Linked DNA regions of Homo sapiens: all the other regions are linked to region 3. The links are chromatin contacts, found by Hi-C or POLR2A ChIA-PET in ENCODE. All regions are on one chromosome and are shown on one strand. The core of a region is the stretch at or near the end of the contact, and the rest is flanking DNA. Distances in the headings are between cores, read along the strand shown.

Region 1 (4,529 bases), core at 1,322-3,821, 66 kb before region 3:
ATTCTACACCACACTCAGATCCTCAGCTCAGGTTTCGGCCTTAGCCACAGCCAGGGTGGGTCTCAGACCAGCAGTGGAGCCCTTGAGCATTATATTATAAACACTGGAACAGAGTACAACTGACTTCCAGGACAATTTTCCAGCTCATGTTAGGCCACTCAGCTCTTGAACTGGCTCTGCCCACTCCTAGGACCCTCTCCAGCACTCACAACACATGAAGTCTTGACTATCAGGAGTCTTCCTTGCTTTCTATTGCAAAACATGTGACATTACATCTCCTTCTTAGAAGTGCTGTGTCCACTGCCTCTCTGCGACTCTTGCTTTTCACACTGAAATGTGTCTGTCTACATGTGTTCATCTCCAGCCATGCATGGTTTGTTTATTCGCTCAACAAGCATTTAATGAACACCTATTTTGTGGAGGTTATGCTAAGCACTGAGAATATGAAGGGGAAGAAAACATGATCCTGCTCCGTATTAGTCCATGTTACATTGCTATAAAGGAATACCTGAGGCTAATTTATGAAGAAAAGAGGTTTATTTAGCTCACAGTTCTGCAGGCTGTACAAGAAGCATGGCACCAGCATCTGCACTTGGTGAGGCCTCAGCAAGCTTTCACTCATGGGGGAAGGTGAAGAGGGAGCAGCGTGCCACGTAGCCGGAGAGAAGGCAAGAGAGATGCCAGGCTCTTTTAAACAACCAGCTCTCCTGTGAACGAACAGAGTGAGAACTCACCCATTACTGTGGGAGGACACCAAGCCATTCACGAGGGGTCCACCCCCATGACCCAAACACCTCCCACCAGGCCCCACCTCCAACATTGGGGATCACATTTCGACATGAGATTTGGAAGGGATCCAAATCCAAACATCTAAACCATATCATCCTCCCCTGGAGCTCACAGCCTAGAGGTCAAAACTGGCTTGGAAACAGACTCAATATGACAAGTCCTGTGAAAAGTACTAAGCCCTGGCACTGGAGGAGCCCAGAGAAAGGGTTACAGGGCCAGCTTCCTGGTGAGAAATCCTAAACGTTGAGGCCTAAAGGATATGCTGGAGTTAACCTGACAAAGGTACAGAATGAGCAGGAGAGGCCTTCCAGGCAGGGGAATCAGCATGAGGAGGGGTGGGGGTGGGGAGAGAACTTGTCGCTGCACGTCAGGCACAAAGTGAGATTAGGAGGCACCTCGTGAGGGCATCAGCAGCTCTGACTGTACCCTATAGGTGGGAGAGTCATTGAAGAATTTGCAGCCAGGACGCTTCCTTTCACTTAGAACTTCTTCCTGGCCTTGGCTGTTGTGGTGCTTGCTTTGTCCTTTTTAGTTGTCCTGACTCTGTGCCCCCACCCCTGGCCCCTATTCCAGTGCTGTGGGAGGAGGGGAGGTGGTCAATGCCCCCAGCAGGGAGCTGGCGGGGCCTCCTCACCTAATCCAACCTTGCTCCTTGCTATTCTGCTGCAGGGAAACACAGGAGTGCTCCTGGGCATGTTCCTGGTGTCCTTCGTCATCCTGGTGGCCCTCGTCACGGTGCTGTCTGGCATTGGCGTCGGGGAGCGCAGCAGCATCGGCAGCGGTGGCGTCTACTCCATGATCTCCTCGGTCCTGGGTGGGCAGACGGGAGGCACCATCGGGCTGCTCTATGTGTTTGGACAGGTGAGGCCTGCGCCCGGGATGCTTCCCCTGCCTGGCCCTCTGCCACTTTCTTCTTGTCCATTTCCTCACTTGACCTGGGGAGAAGCGAGGGTGGGGACAATTGCCGCATGTGACAGACGAGCAGGTTGGGGCTCTGAAGGGAATTCAGCAGAGAGTCAAGTCACTATCCAGGGCCTGACCTCTTAGTCCAGCACTCCTTTCCCTCTGCCACTCCCGCCTCCTGGATGCCTGATGTGACCAGCAGGGCAGGGCCTGGCCAGCACATTCTTGCTGTTCAATCTGGGGACCAGATTGCATGACAGTGGCTGAAGCCCAGGTGGCAGCCAGGTGGCAGCCAGGTGGCCTGGGCCCTGGGACGCTTTTTTACTGAAGATGGGTATTTTGCCTGTGCCAAAGGGCTTTCCTAGAAGCAGGCACTTCTCAAATGAGCAGGAGCTCCCGGGAGCATTTGATAGCTCGGGTGGCCTTCACAGGGAGGCTGACAGCCTCTTGTGTGGACGCCCTGTCTGAGAGGGAGAATGTTAATGAGGAGTGTGCTTCATCAGAATGGACGGAGGCACTCCGAAAACGAGCGAGTAGGGGGAAATCCTAAGGCTTTTTTAGCTAAAACACAGGCATGGTGACTTAATGCTGAGGGAACAAAGTACAGACATTAAGAAGCAGTTCTTTGTCAGCATTTCTTGGATTGAAAAAGGCTTTTATGAGAGTGCAAATGGTGGTGGGTGGTTGAAAAAACAGTTTAAAGAGAAGAATTTGTCTAAGTTAGAGTGTGCAAGAATCTCCCCAGAGAAAGCATCGGTTTTGTTTCTTTTATTTTTAGGCAGCAGGAGCAGGGTGTTTCAGCATAAATATATCTGATTCTCGAACAGCACAGAGCTGCGTGTGTGCATGTGTGGGCGGTGGGGGTGCCTGTGTGTGTCTAAGACAGTGCAGGAAAGGCAAACAGATGGCCTCTGCACTCTTAAAAAGCACTTGCCTTGACTGCAGAAAGTTATTTAAGTATAGTAGTTGGAGAGGGGAGTAATAAATGGTCAGTTTACTTTATTACCCTGGGGACTTGGTATATAAATTTTTTTTTTTTTTTTACTTCTCTGCTATTTTATAGCCAACCAGGCTGCAAGGTAGGCAAAATCCTGCTTTCCCCCTCTCGGTACAGACACCAAGTGAGCCTCTAGAGGCAGATGCCATGGATGGGCACTGGTGTGAACACCCCTGGACAAAGACAGGCATCTGTGCTGCTGAGAGTCCCACTTACATGGGCTGATTTGGAAAAAAGATGTTCACAGATAAGATGTTTTCTAAGTGCTGGCAGCCACGGCCTGAGACGCCACTGCACCAGCATCCCAGCTATTTTCCTGCCTTTCCACTTGGGCCCTGGTCCCAAACATTAGAGTCCCCCTGGTCACTGTCTCTGGAGTGCCTGTGCTTTGTTTGTCGCTGGCGCGGGCCAGGAGTCCCTGATCAGGGTGTGGTTAGTGTGTAATCCTTTTTATAAATTGCTGAATTTGGTTTGTTAACATTTTGTGGAGGATTTTTGTGTATATATTCATGAGGGATATTGGTCTGTAGTTTCCTTGTGATTCTTTGTCTGGTTTTGGTGTCAGGCTAATTCTGGCCTCGTAGACTGAGTTGGAAGGTGTTCCCTCCTTCTCTATTTTTTGGAGGAGTTTGTGAAGGGTTGGTGTTAATTCTTTAAACATATGGTAGAATTTTGCCATGAAGCCATCTGGTCCTGGGTTTTTTTTGATAGAAAGTTTTTTGGTTACTAATGGAATCTCTTTACTTATATAGGCATATTCTGATTTTCTACTTCTTCTTGATTTAGTTTTGATAGTTTATATCTTCCTAGGAATTTGTCCATTTCTTTTTTTTTTTTTAATCTGGGAATTTTGTTTTGTTTTTTGTTTTTTGTTTTTGAGACGCCGTTTTGCTCTTGTTTCCCAGGCTGGTGTGCAATGGCGTGATCTCGGCTCACCACAATCTCCACCTCCTGGGTTCAAGCAATTCTCCTGCCTCAGCCTCCCGAGTAGCTGGGGTTACAGGCATGCGCCACCACACCCGGCTAACTTTGTATTTTTAGTAGAGATGGGGTTTCTCCATGTTGGTCAGGCTAGTTTTGAACTCCCGACCTGAGGTGATCCGCCCGCCTCGGCCTCCCAAAGTGCTGGGATTACAGGCGTAAGCCACTGTGCTCGGCCATGAATTTGTCCACTTCACGTAGGTTATCTAATGCATCGGCATATTAATTGTCTATAGATTTTCTTATAGTCCTTTTTATTTGTGTAAGTTTGGTGGTAATGTCTCCCCTTTCATTCCTAATTTAAATAATGTCTTCTCTTTCTTTTTTCTTGATCAGCTTAGATAAAGGTGTGTTTACAAAGAACTAATTATTGGTTTTGGTGATTTTCTCTATTGTTTTTCTGATCCCTAATTCATTTCTGCTCTGACCTTTATTGATTCCTTCTTCTGCTTGCTTGGGTTCACTTTGCTCATCTTTCCCTAGTTTCTTAAGGTGACAGGTTGGGTTATTGATTTGAGCTCCTCCTTCCTCTAGGGTGCGGTTGGGGTTTTGAGGCTCCCTATTCCTTGTTCTTATTAACTCCCTCAGCCCTCATTCCAGGGCATGTGTGCATTCATTTATTTCTAATGATTGTCAAAACAGATTCCCTGATTTTACCCCCAAGCAGGGGTCAGCAAACTTCTATAAAGGGCCAGATCATAAATATTTTGGGTTTTGAGGGTCATATGGCTCTGTCACAACTACTCAACCCTGCCACTGTAGTGTGAATGCAGCCACAGATAAATGGCTTACAAAAAACGGGTATAGTTGTGTCCCAATAAAACTTTATTTACCAAAATAATCAGCAAAAAGGATTTGG
Region 2 (4,543 bases), core at 1,121-3,620, 120 kb after region 3:
CCTGAGAGGAGTGTTGCTCTGTGGAGACTTTTCGGAAAACTGTTCTCAGCCTCTTGAAATAGAGAGTTCATGCAGACACATGAGCTTTGAAGTGGAGGAGATTTTAAGGTTTGAAGTGGAGAAGGTTTTGTTTTGTTTCACTGTCTTGTTTTTCCATTCCAGCGGGCAGCTTGTGCAAGCGGAAGAGTCCCGAATGTGACAAAGACACCTCCATCTGCACTGACCTGGACGGCGTTGCCCTGTGCCAGTGCAAGTCGGGATACTTTCAGTTCAACAAGATGGACCACTCCTGCCGAGGTAGCCACAGCTTCGCCTGGGGTTCTGTGCCCAGTCCTGGGACTCTGCCTGGTGCTCTGTTTCTCTTTCTTGCTCTCTCTCTGTCTTTGCTTAGGCGTGACCATTCTAAACTGAGGGTAACTGGTTCTTGTTATTTTGCTCGTGGCAGGATTGAATACATTATCTCCTTGGAATAATAGCATTATCTTTGACTGGTGCATGCTGGTCTGGCCAATTAAATTCAAAGGAAGACAGAATGGAATGCCTGTGGTAGCAGTGCCTTTTCTTTTTTTTTCCATTTAAAGGAAGTTAGAAAAATTATTGTTTTAATTCCCAAAGCTTTATCTGTTGTCTGCTAATCTTTTAAAGTGGAAGTACAAGCGTGGGGTCAGGCTTATATCTTTCAGAGGCAGCTGAGGCCAGAGTCAGAGCCCGACTCTGCCTCACTGATCATGTATCACCTTGGGCAAGTCACTTTGTTTCTCTGAGCCTCGGTTTCCTCTCCTGAGAAATGGGTATGGTGATCCTCTATTGGATATTTATTCTAAGAGTTAAGGAAGGCAGTGGATATAGAGGCCCTTTGTAAGCTGTCAGCATCTGCTCTTGTATTTGGTCCAGGTTGTTGTTGAATTAATGAGTTCTGGTTTTAAAGGTCTCATGAAGTGCTTGAGAGCAGAAATCTAATTCTACTAACCTTTAAGGTGAGGCTTAAATTCATTTAGTTTCAGGGAAAAACTGCTCAAAGAATGTAGTCCAAGAATACTGCTTTAAAATAAAATTAATTCAGGTCCAAGAGCACCACGCACCCTGACTTATAAAAGGCTGCTGCAACTTGCAATCACCAGAAAAACTAACGATATAAAGGCCATCATGGATGGCCAGTTTTCCTACTCAGTCAACACCTTGCTGGTGACAGATGTCAATGGATGTTACTGGAATCTGAATAAAAATCACATACTGGGGCGAGGCGACATGCCACTTTTCTCCATCAGGACTTCCCATGAGAGGACTTGTTCATCACAGATAAAAATATATTTCAGGGCAGCACTCTTATCCTGAGCTTCAGACCCTCTGACTTTGTTAGGTTTGGATACAAAGTTCTTCTCAAGTGCGCATCATCAGCTCTCCAGGTGGGACCTGTGATGGGTTTTGAAGGGGAGGGCCAACTCTCTGTGTTGGGCCTAGGTCCTGATGTGTGACTAGGACACAGCATGTCTCAGTGCCGTGCCAGACTGCCACATTGCTACAAAGAGATGATGCTTCCTCATGCCATCTTATCTGCTTTAATGCAAAGTGTTCCTTGCACCTCTTAGAAATGGGGAGTTGAGCCGGGCGTGGTGACTCACGCCTATAATTTCAGCACTTTGGGAGGCCGAGGCGGGCAGATCACCTGAGATCGGGAGTTGGAGACCAGCCTGACCAACACAGAGAAACCCCGTCTCTACTAAAAATACAAAATTAGCTGGGTGTGATGACGCATGCCTGTAATCCCAGCTACTCGGGAAGCTGAGGCAGGAGAATCGCTTGAACCCGGGGAGTGGAGGTTGCAGTGAGCCGAAATCACACCATTGCACCACTGCAGCCTGGGCAACATCTGTCTCAAAAAAAAAAAAGAAAACAAATGAGGAGTTGAGCCCATCTTCACATGGGAAGGGGACTGGGCTAACATCCATGTGTGTTGGGGCGCTGTGCTGCTGACAGGGGATGACACAAGGTGGGCAGAGGTATGGGCATGGTGCTGTGGTGTTCCCTGTGAACAGTGTCTCAACAATGGCCCTATCACCTTTGCTTCTGGCTGGCCTGCGCCACTTCCTCTGTTTCCAAGTCAGCAATTTTGTAATTGTTTCAGTTACAGGCTAGCATTAACAATAGCTGTGAAAGATTTACCGAGTGTGCTGACACAGGCACCAGCAACCTTATGTTGACCAAGTGAGGACCCAAGAAGCAGCATAAGGAAACCTTGATTCACTTTTGGGCTTGTTGCTGAGACCCCGTGAAGCCCTTTCTCAGCAGTATTTGCACCATCAGGCCTCTGAGGAGTGGATTCCGGGCTTCTTGGGCCACAGCCCTTTAGGCTGGGTTCTGATGGGTTAGCAGTGACATCTTCTGGCCATCAGTGCTGGAGCACTGACACCTCAAATCAAGGCTCAATATAAATAGAGGATAGAGGAGTGTGTGTTTTCTAAATCACTGCAGTTCAAGCTATACATTAGCAAGTCTCTATGTTCTCTGCAGCGTGTGCGTGCACACACACACATGCACACACAACGTGCTTGGTGTCTCACAGAAAATGTCTTTGCCAGACTTTCAAAGCTACACATAAAATCAAAGTAGATATCCCTCTCATAGGTTTCTTAGCTTCCTTCCATCATGCAGGCATCATGATTAATTCTTTTTTTTTTTTCTTTTTAGAGACAAAGCCTTGCTCTGTCACTCAGGCTGGAGTGCAGTGGCGCAATCAAGTCTCACTGCAGCCTTGACCTCCTGGGCTCAAGTGATCCTCCCACCTCAGCCTCCCAAGTAGCTGGGACTACAGGTCCTTGCCACTATGTCCAGCTAATTTTTGTATTCTTTGTAGAGATGGGCTTTTGCCATGTTGCCGAGTCTGGTCTCAAACACCTAGGCTCAAGCAATCCACCCACTTCGGCCTCCCAAAGTGCTAGGATTACAGGCATGAGCCACCACACCTGGCAATGAATTCTCACAACCTGTTTGCATGTCTCTTTCTTTAATCCGACTGCCATTCCCTTGAGTGCTAGAACCATGTCCTGAGCAGTGCAGGGTTCAGCAAATGTCTGTTGAATGAACGAGTGGATGATAAGGCAGCAAATAAGATGGGAAAAGATTGACATGGCTAGATATAATTTCCTGCAAGGGAACAAAAGAGTTTTTAAGATGCCACTGTCAGCTGGGCACAGTGGCTCACGCCTATAATCCCAGCACTTTGGGAGGCTGAGGCGGGAGGATCATGAGGTCAGGAGTTCGAGGCCAGCCTGGCCAATATGGTGAAACCCTGTCTGTACTAAAAATACAAAAATTAGCTGGGCGTGGTGGTGCATGCCTGTAGTCCCAGCTACTCAGGAGGCTGAGGCAGAAGAATCGCTTGAACCCAGGAGGCGGAGGTTGCAGTGAGCTGAGATCCCGCCACTGCACTCCAGCCTGGGTGACAGAGCAAGACTCCGTCTCCAAAAAAAAAAAAAAAGATGCCACCATCTACTTATTTCTATTTTTAAGTCCAGAAGACTTGAATTCACTTGTGTCTTATGGCAATAGGGGAAGCCCAGTTTGGGAATATATACTAGCTGTTGCCAAATTCATTTCATCTTCAGTGCTCTGTGGTCAGAATACCTCTGGGGCAGGGGTCCCCAACCCTACCAGTTTGTGGTCTGTTAGGAACCGGGCTGCACAGCAGGAGGTGCAGTTAGGAACTGGGCTGCACAGCTGAGTTCCGCCTCCTGTCACATCAGCGGCAGCATTAGATTCTCATAGGAGTGTGGACCCTGTTGTGAACTGCACATGTGAGGGATCTAGGTTACGTGGTCCTTAGGAGAATCTAATGCCTGATGATCTGAGGTGGAACAGCTTCATTCCGAGACCATCTTCCCAAGACCACCCCCTTGCTGGTCCATGGAAAAAATGTCTTCCATGAAACCAGTCACTGGTGCCAAAAACGTGGGGACTGCTGCTCTAGGGTGAGTGAGATGAGAAGCTGGGTCCTAAGGAGCACAGGAGCACCTCACTGACAAGGTTTCCCCAGAACAGCGCCACGGCACAGTAGCACTCAACCACTGATGCGTAACGGAATGAGCCCATTTGAAATAGAGAAATATCATGACATCAGGGAGCCAGGTCACTTCTGATACAAAATGAAAACAGCCCAACCCATCAGCTCGCGGGCAGGACAACAGATGGACCTTACATCTGCCTGGATGACAGCCATGGAGTGGAGCACTTCCACCCAGCAGATGAAGTCTAATGTTGGGTGGGGAGATTGGATGTAAAAACATTTCCAGGAAGAAGTGTTCAAAATAGAAAAGGCTGGTGTGACATCAGCCTGCCTCAGTGCCGAGATGGGTGGGGAGGAGTCACTGAAGAAGCAAGCAATTTCCGGTGGCTGCCCCGCAGCGTTAGCCATCCATGGATCATCCAGGGTAGCTTCCCCCACTCCCACGTCCTGCTGCAGTATGAAGCAGAGGCATACACAGGAGGAGGGCCACCAGACATGGGAGAGGCAGGAGCACTCAGCTGCCTCCTTAGAGAAGGCCCC
Region 3 (4,438 bases), core at 289-2,788:
CGATGGGTAAAGTCCTCATAGTGGAGTTGCTGGGTGACAGTATATGCACCCCATCCGCGGGCCAGCATTCAGGGTTCTCTCTGAAATACACCCCCCTACTTTCACTTTCTGGTTCCAAACTGTCACTTCACTGCACTTCGCTTGGATTCTGTGAAGCATTGTAGCAGAGGCATTAAGAGCATAATTTTCAGAGTCAGACAGACCAGGGTTGAATCTTAGCTTTGCTGCTTATTAAATGTGTGACCTTAGGCTGTTTTAATTAACCTCTTTGAACACTTTTCCATAAGATGAGGAAATAATTCTACCTTTCTGATGAGGTTGTTATGAGAATTAAACAGGATAAAAAAATGCATGTAAAGCACTTGACACAGGCCCAGGCAGTTTGAAAGTGTTCACAAATCATGGAGTTAGATTCATTCCCATCCCTAAGCCCATTCAAATCCCTCTTTCAAGGCCACATTCAAGATACAACCCCCTCCACGGGTCTTTCCTGACCAGGGCAGCCCATCACACTGAGTTGTTATGGCACTTGTGGGCTGGATCCTCATCCGATGTTCAGAACACCCTGTCTTGTTGCTTTCATATATTTGTTTGTATGGGAAGAGGCAACATCCCCACTTCACCATGCAGCACTGTGCTGTGGGTCCCTCATGGATTAATTCATTTTCATTAGTGTTCTTGCAGAAGAGAGGTGATGATGAAAAGGAGCTTGTGACTCCATGTCAGTGGCATCAGGATTGGTTTTTTTGGAGTTTATTTCAAGCCCTTTGGTAGCTCAGGGGCTTGGAGGATGGTACCTGACCCCGAGGACACAGGAAGCTCCCATGGAATCAGCAGGCAGCAGAGGCAGGGAAAGCTGCTGAGCAGGAGGCTGCCAGACCTTTGTAATGCTGAGCCTCTCCAGGGCATTGTCCCAGCTCAGCAGGCAGCGCAGGACCTCTGTGTGCCTTGCAAGCCGCTTTCCTCCCCCCTGGTTGCTTTGCGCTGAGCGGTAGGATGCTTTTGGAGCTGGGAGGGCTTTCCTCCTGAGCCTCCTCCAACCCACAAAGGTGCCTTTCACGCCACAGGGATGCCTCCCTAGTTGCCAGGGGAGATTGAAAAGCAGCCTATGCGCAGAGCTGCAGCTGGAGGGCTTGCGGTGGGACAGCTTCCAGGAGAGGGTCCCGCAGGAGAGGAAGGGGCAGCCCTGGGGAAGGCGATGCGTGGAGGAGGCTGCTCACCCCATTCCCCATCTGGGTGTCTTTCAGGAGTCATGGCCGGCTTCAACATGGGGGGCGACCTCAGGGAGCCTGCCGCCAGCATTCCCCTGGGCTCCCTGGCAGCTGTTGGCATCTCGTAAGTTCCCCTCATGGCAATCAGTCTGAGCTAGAGAGTGGGAGAGAAAACCCCAGGCAGAAGAGGGATTGCCCCTTTTGTTCTGAGAGTGCCCCGACTGTGACCAATCTATTTCATATTCCGATCCTTCTTTTAACACTCGGTGGGCTGGAAAATTCACGTCTGGTGGGTTCAGACACTGCCCTTTCATGCGCCCTGCCTGGGAATGCTGCCGAGGAGGAGTGTCGGGACCCAGATCACAGATCGAATCCTTTCTTTCCTTTCCTCGGCCTCCCGCCCCCGTCCCTCCCCCACCCCCATTTTGAACTTGGGGATTTTTTTAACCACCGAGTTTCCAGGATCACTGGAGGGAGCATAAAGATGAAGAGTTTTGCAATCAGACGAATTGGGGCTGCATCTCAGCTCTGCCGCTGATTGGCTGCATGACTCTGGACAATTTACTGAGTTCTCTGAGCCTCCATTTCCTTTCTTGTGAAATGGGGATAATGACACTGTATGTGCTTCCTAGATTGCGGCGGGGAGAGAAGGCACACAGTGGAAGCTCAGCACCCAGCTCTTCTTCTTCCCCCAGTGAGCCTCCCCTCCAGCTCCCCCAGGCCGTCAGGCCTCTGGGGTTTTAGTTCACACTGTGCCACCCACACAAGCAGGCTGGGTAACCTTGGGTCTATTTCTGACCTTTTAGAATATTGTTTCTCTCTGTACCACAGGAAGAAGCTTCTCTGCCCTTCATTGGGTAGGTGTGAAGAGGCAAAGAGATCAGAGACCAGAAACAATGACTTGAGAAGTTAAAAGGGCCTGTGTTATTCTAACCACAGTATTTAGAAAATATTAATGTATCTGTTTCACAAACACTGAATTTGTTCTTAGCTTACTGCAGTGAAACCATTGCTATCAGCCTGGCGTACAGCATCAGGGTATTTTGTGCAATAACATTGGGAAGAAAATGAAGACAACAGAGATAGAGTTGAGTGTTGGGAAGGAAATAAAAGAAAGAGGCTTCTGAATGAGGACCCTGTCTTGTTTCTGGCCCCAGCTGGGAGGTTCCAGGAGGAACCCTTGGCCCATCCTCTGATTACCCAGATGGGAATGAGGAGACCACAGGAACCTGGGTCTTGTTCAAGGTTACAGGGCATCTTGGGGACAGAGCCAGGCCTCTGCTCTCTGCCTTTTGACTTTAGTTTCCCTCTTTATTATCTGATCCAAAGATAACAGACCAGCAGGACTTAGAGGCCCGAAGGATCATCAGCTTGTTCTTTTGCTGGAGGAGGCTGGGGTGTGAGGCTGCGGGGCAACCCTGGCCTGAATCCTGGCAACCTAGAGGCAACTGGGCCTCCCACTTCCCTACTCGGAATGCCCTTTGTATGTTTTTCTTTTTTAATATAAGAAAGAGAAAAAAAACTGCTCACTTCAGCAGTACATACACTAAAATTAAAACAATACAGAGATTAGCATGGCCCATGTGCAAGGATGACATGCAAATTCGTGAAGTGTTCCATATTTTTATATATATTTAAAAGTAAAAAAAGAAACAAAACAATGGTACCCCTTTTTTGGTAAGAAATATGCCAGAAGAGAAATAGTACAAAAAGTGTCCTCCCAAGCCAGCTGGGGAAGCTTCATGACTGGCCTTTCTCTCATTCTGATACAAGTTCCCTTTGGAAACAGAAGGTTGAGTGAGGGAATTGGATGGGGCTGGGTGAGGTGAGTCGGGGGCAGCTCTGTTCTGCTCTTGGGTTTTGCAGGTGGTTTCTGTACATCATCTTCGTCTTCCTCCTGGGCGCCATCTGCACTCGAGAGGCCCTTCGCTATGACTTCCTGATAGCGGAAAAGGTGAGTGAGGCCTGCGCTACTCCAAGGGCTCAGTCTGCCGGAGTCATTTATTTGTTCTCACCAACAAATGGCCACCTTCCCCTTGCAGTACTGTCTGGGAATCCATATAGTCTTTTTAAAATTTAATTAATTTATTTTTTGAGACAGGGTCTCACTCTGTTGCCTAGGCTGGAGTGCAGTGTTGCAATCTCAGCCCACTGTAGCCTCAACCTTCCAGGCTCAAGCAATTCTCCTGTCTCAGACCGCCAGGTAGCTGGGACTACAGGGGCATGCCCTCATGCTGGGCTAATTTTTTTTTTAATTTTTTGGTAGAGATGAGGTCTCACCATGTTGCCCAGGCTGGTCTTAAACTCCTGGCCTCAAGTGATCCTCCCACCTTGACCTCCCAAAGTGCTGAGATTACAGGCGTGAGCCACCACGCCCAGCCTTCATATAGTCTCTAGCCCAGGACTGAAGTGTTGGGTTGTGGTGGGGAAGAGACATGATGGAAAAGGTACAGGCCCTGCTTAGGGATTTCTAGAAACAGATAATGATGCCCAGAGGGATTCACAAATATGAGGGGCTAGATAATGGGGACATCTCTTCCTGTCAAAAATCAGGACAGAAACAGAAGAATCTGCTCACCCCAAATTCCCAGTTAAGCAAGTGCCTCACTTTTGCTAATAGCTTCACCTTCCACAATGAATCAAATGTGCTGCTCAGAAGTGGCAAGTGGAGAAGGAGGCTGGACAGGCAGACGTGGAGGGAGCGGGCGGAAGCCCAGTGCCAGGGTGAGGGCCGAGGCCCTCCTTGTCCCTCAGGTCCTTGACCCCTTTGGCTTTCCTGAGAGTCTCAGACATTCTGGGTTGATTTGGCTGCAACATCTTTGTTTCTAGAGTCTGCACCCTGCCAGGAGAAGATTAATGAATTCCTGGCATTGGCTGGAGGTCATCTGACATCAAGGACATTTATTTGGCATCCTAGAAGCCACATGAATAAGATTTCCAGATATTTTTCTGGAAATCCCCAAAAACTCCCACCCTCCTTTAAGTTCTTGGAGAAAAAGTAGACCCTGAGATTCCCATCATTTTTCAGAGAAATGTAGTTGGTTAGGGAGTTTTTCTGTGAACTCCTGAGTATCACTGCTTATATTTTATGTATTTTAAATTTTAATATTTTAATTTTAACTTTTTAAAGACAGGGTCTCACTCTGTCACCCAGGCTAGAGTACAGTGACGTGAACATGGCTCATTACAGCCTCAACTTCCAGGGCTCAGGTGATTCTCCCACCTCA

What was found. Hi-C counts contacts between places; a loop is a spot of excess contacts on that map. ChIA-PET counts read pairs that join two places held with the same protein, here RNA polymerase II (POLR2A). Pooled maps may share reads with other maps.
Region 1: a loop to region 3 is called in a pooled map, with 2.0 times the contacts of the local background. The contact joins two enhancer-like sites. A Hi-C loop is called at or near these places in 2 of 50 pooled maps. POLR2A ChIA-PET finds 5 or more read pairs at or near these places in 5 of 52 experiments (AG04450, B cell, GM10248 and 2 more).
Region 2: a pooled map shows a loop between it and region 3 (3-fold over the local background). The contact joins two enhancer-like sites. A Hi-C loop is called at or near these places in 3 of 168 maps with a recorded cell type or tissue (IMR-90, PC-9 and head of caudate nucleus) and 5 of 50 pooled maps. POLR2A ChIA-PET finds 5 or more read pairs at or near these places in 2 of 52 experiments (SK-N-SH and naive thymus-derived CD8-positive, alpha-beta T cell).

The regions. Positions count from the first base shown.
Region 1 is chr3:125,184,358-125,188,886 of GRCh38, reverse strand. SLC12A8 (solute carrier family 12 member 8) reads left to right here. Exons shown (of 14, transcript NM_024628.6): 4 at 1,459-1,650. Among named protein-coding and RNA genes, the nearest start is that of SLC12A8, 26 kb to the left of the region's middle. Within about 2 kb of position 2,571, at least 3 of the 41 ENCODE cell types and tissues checked have a DNase peak (open chromatin) inside an H3K27ac peak, as active enhancers do; they include GM12878, where a contact is called at or near this core.
Region 2 is chr3:124,993,443-124,997,985 of GRCh38, reverse strand. HEG1 (heart development protein with EGF like domains 1) reads left to right here. Exons shown (of 17, transcript NM_020733.2): 12 at 163-297. Among named protein-coding and RNA genes, the nearest start is that of HEG1, 60 kb to the left of the region's middle. RefSeq lists a silencer at 2,287-2,581. Within about 2 kb of position 2,370, at least 12 of the 41 ENCODE cell types and tissues checked have a DNase peak (open chromatin) inside an H3K27ac peak, as active enhancers do.
Region 3 is chr3:125,117,496-125,121,933 of GRCh38, reverse strand. It overlaps SLC12A8 (solute carrier family 12 member 8), which reads left to right. Exons shown (of 14, transcript NM_024628.6): 7 at 1,248-1,335; 8 at 3,078-3,165. It also overlaps the pseudogene RNU6-230P. Among named protein-coding and RNA genes, the nearest start is that of MIR5092, 32 kb to the left of the region's middle. RefSeq lists enhancers at 1-213, 419-924, 925-1,431, 1,434-1,483. Within about 2 kb of position 1,538, at least 9 of the 41 ENCODE cell types and tissues checked have a DNase peak (open chromatin) inside an H3K27ac peak, as active enhancers do; they include GM12878, where a contact is called at or near this core.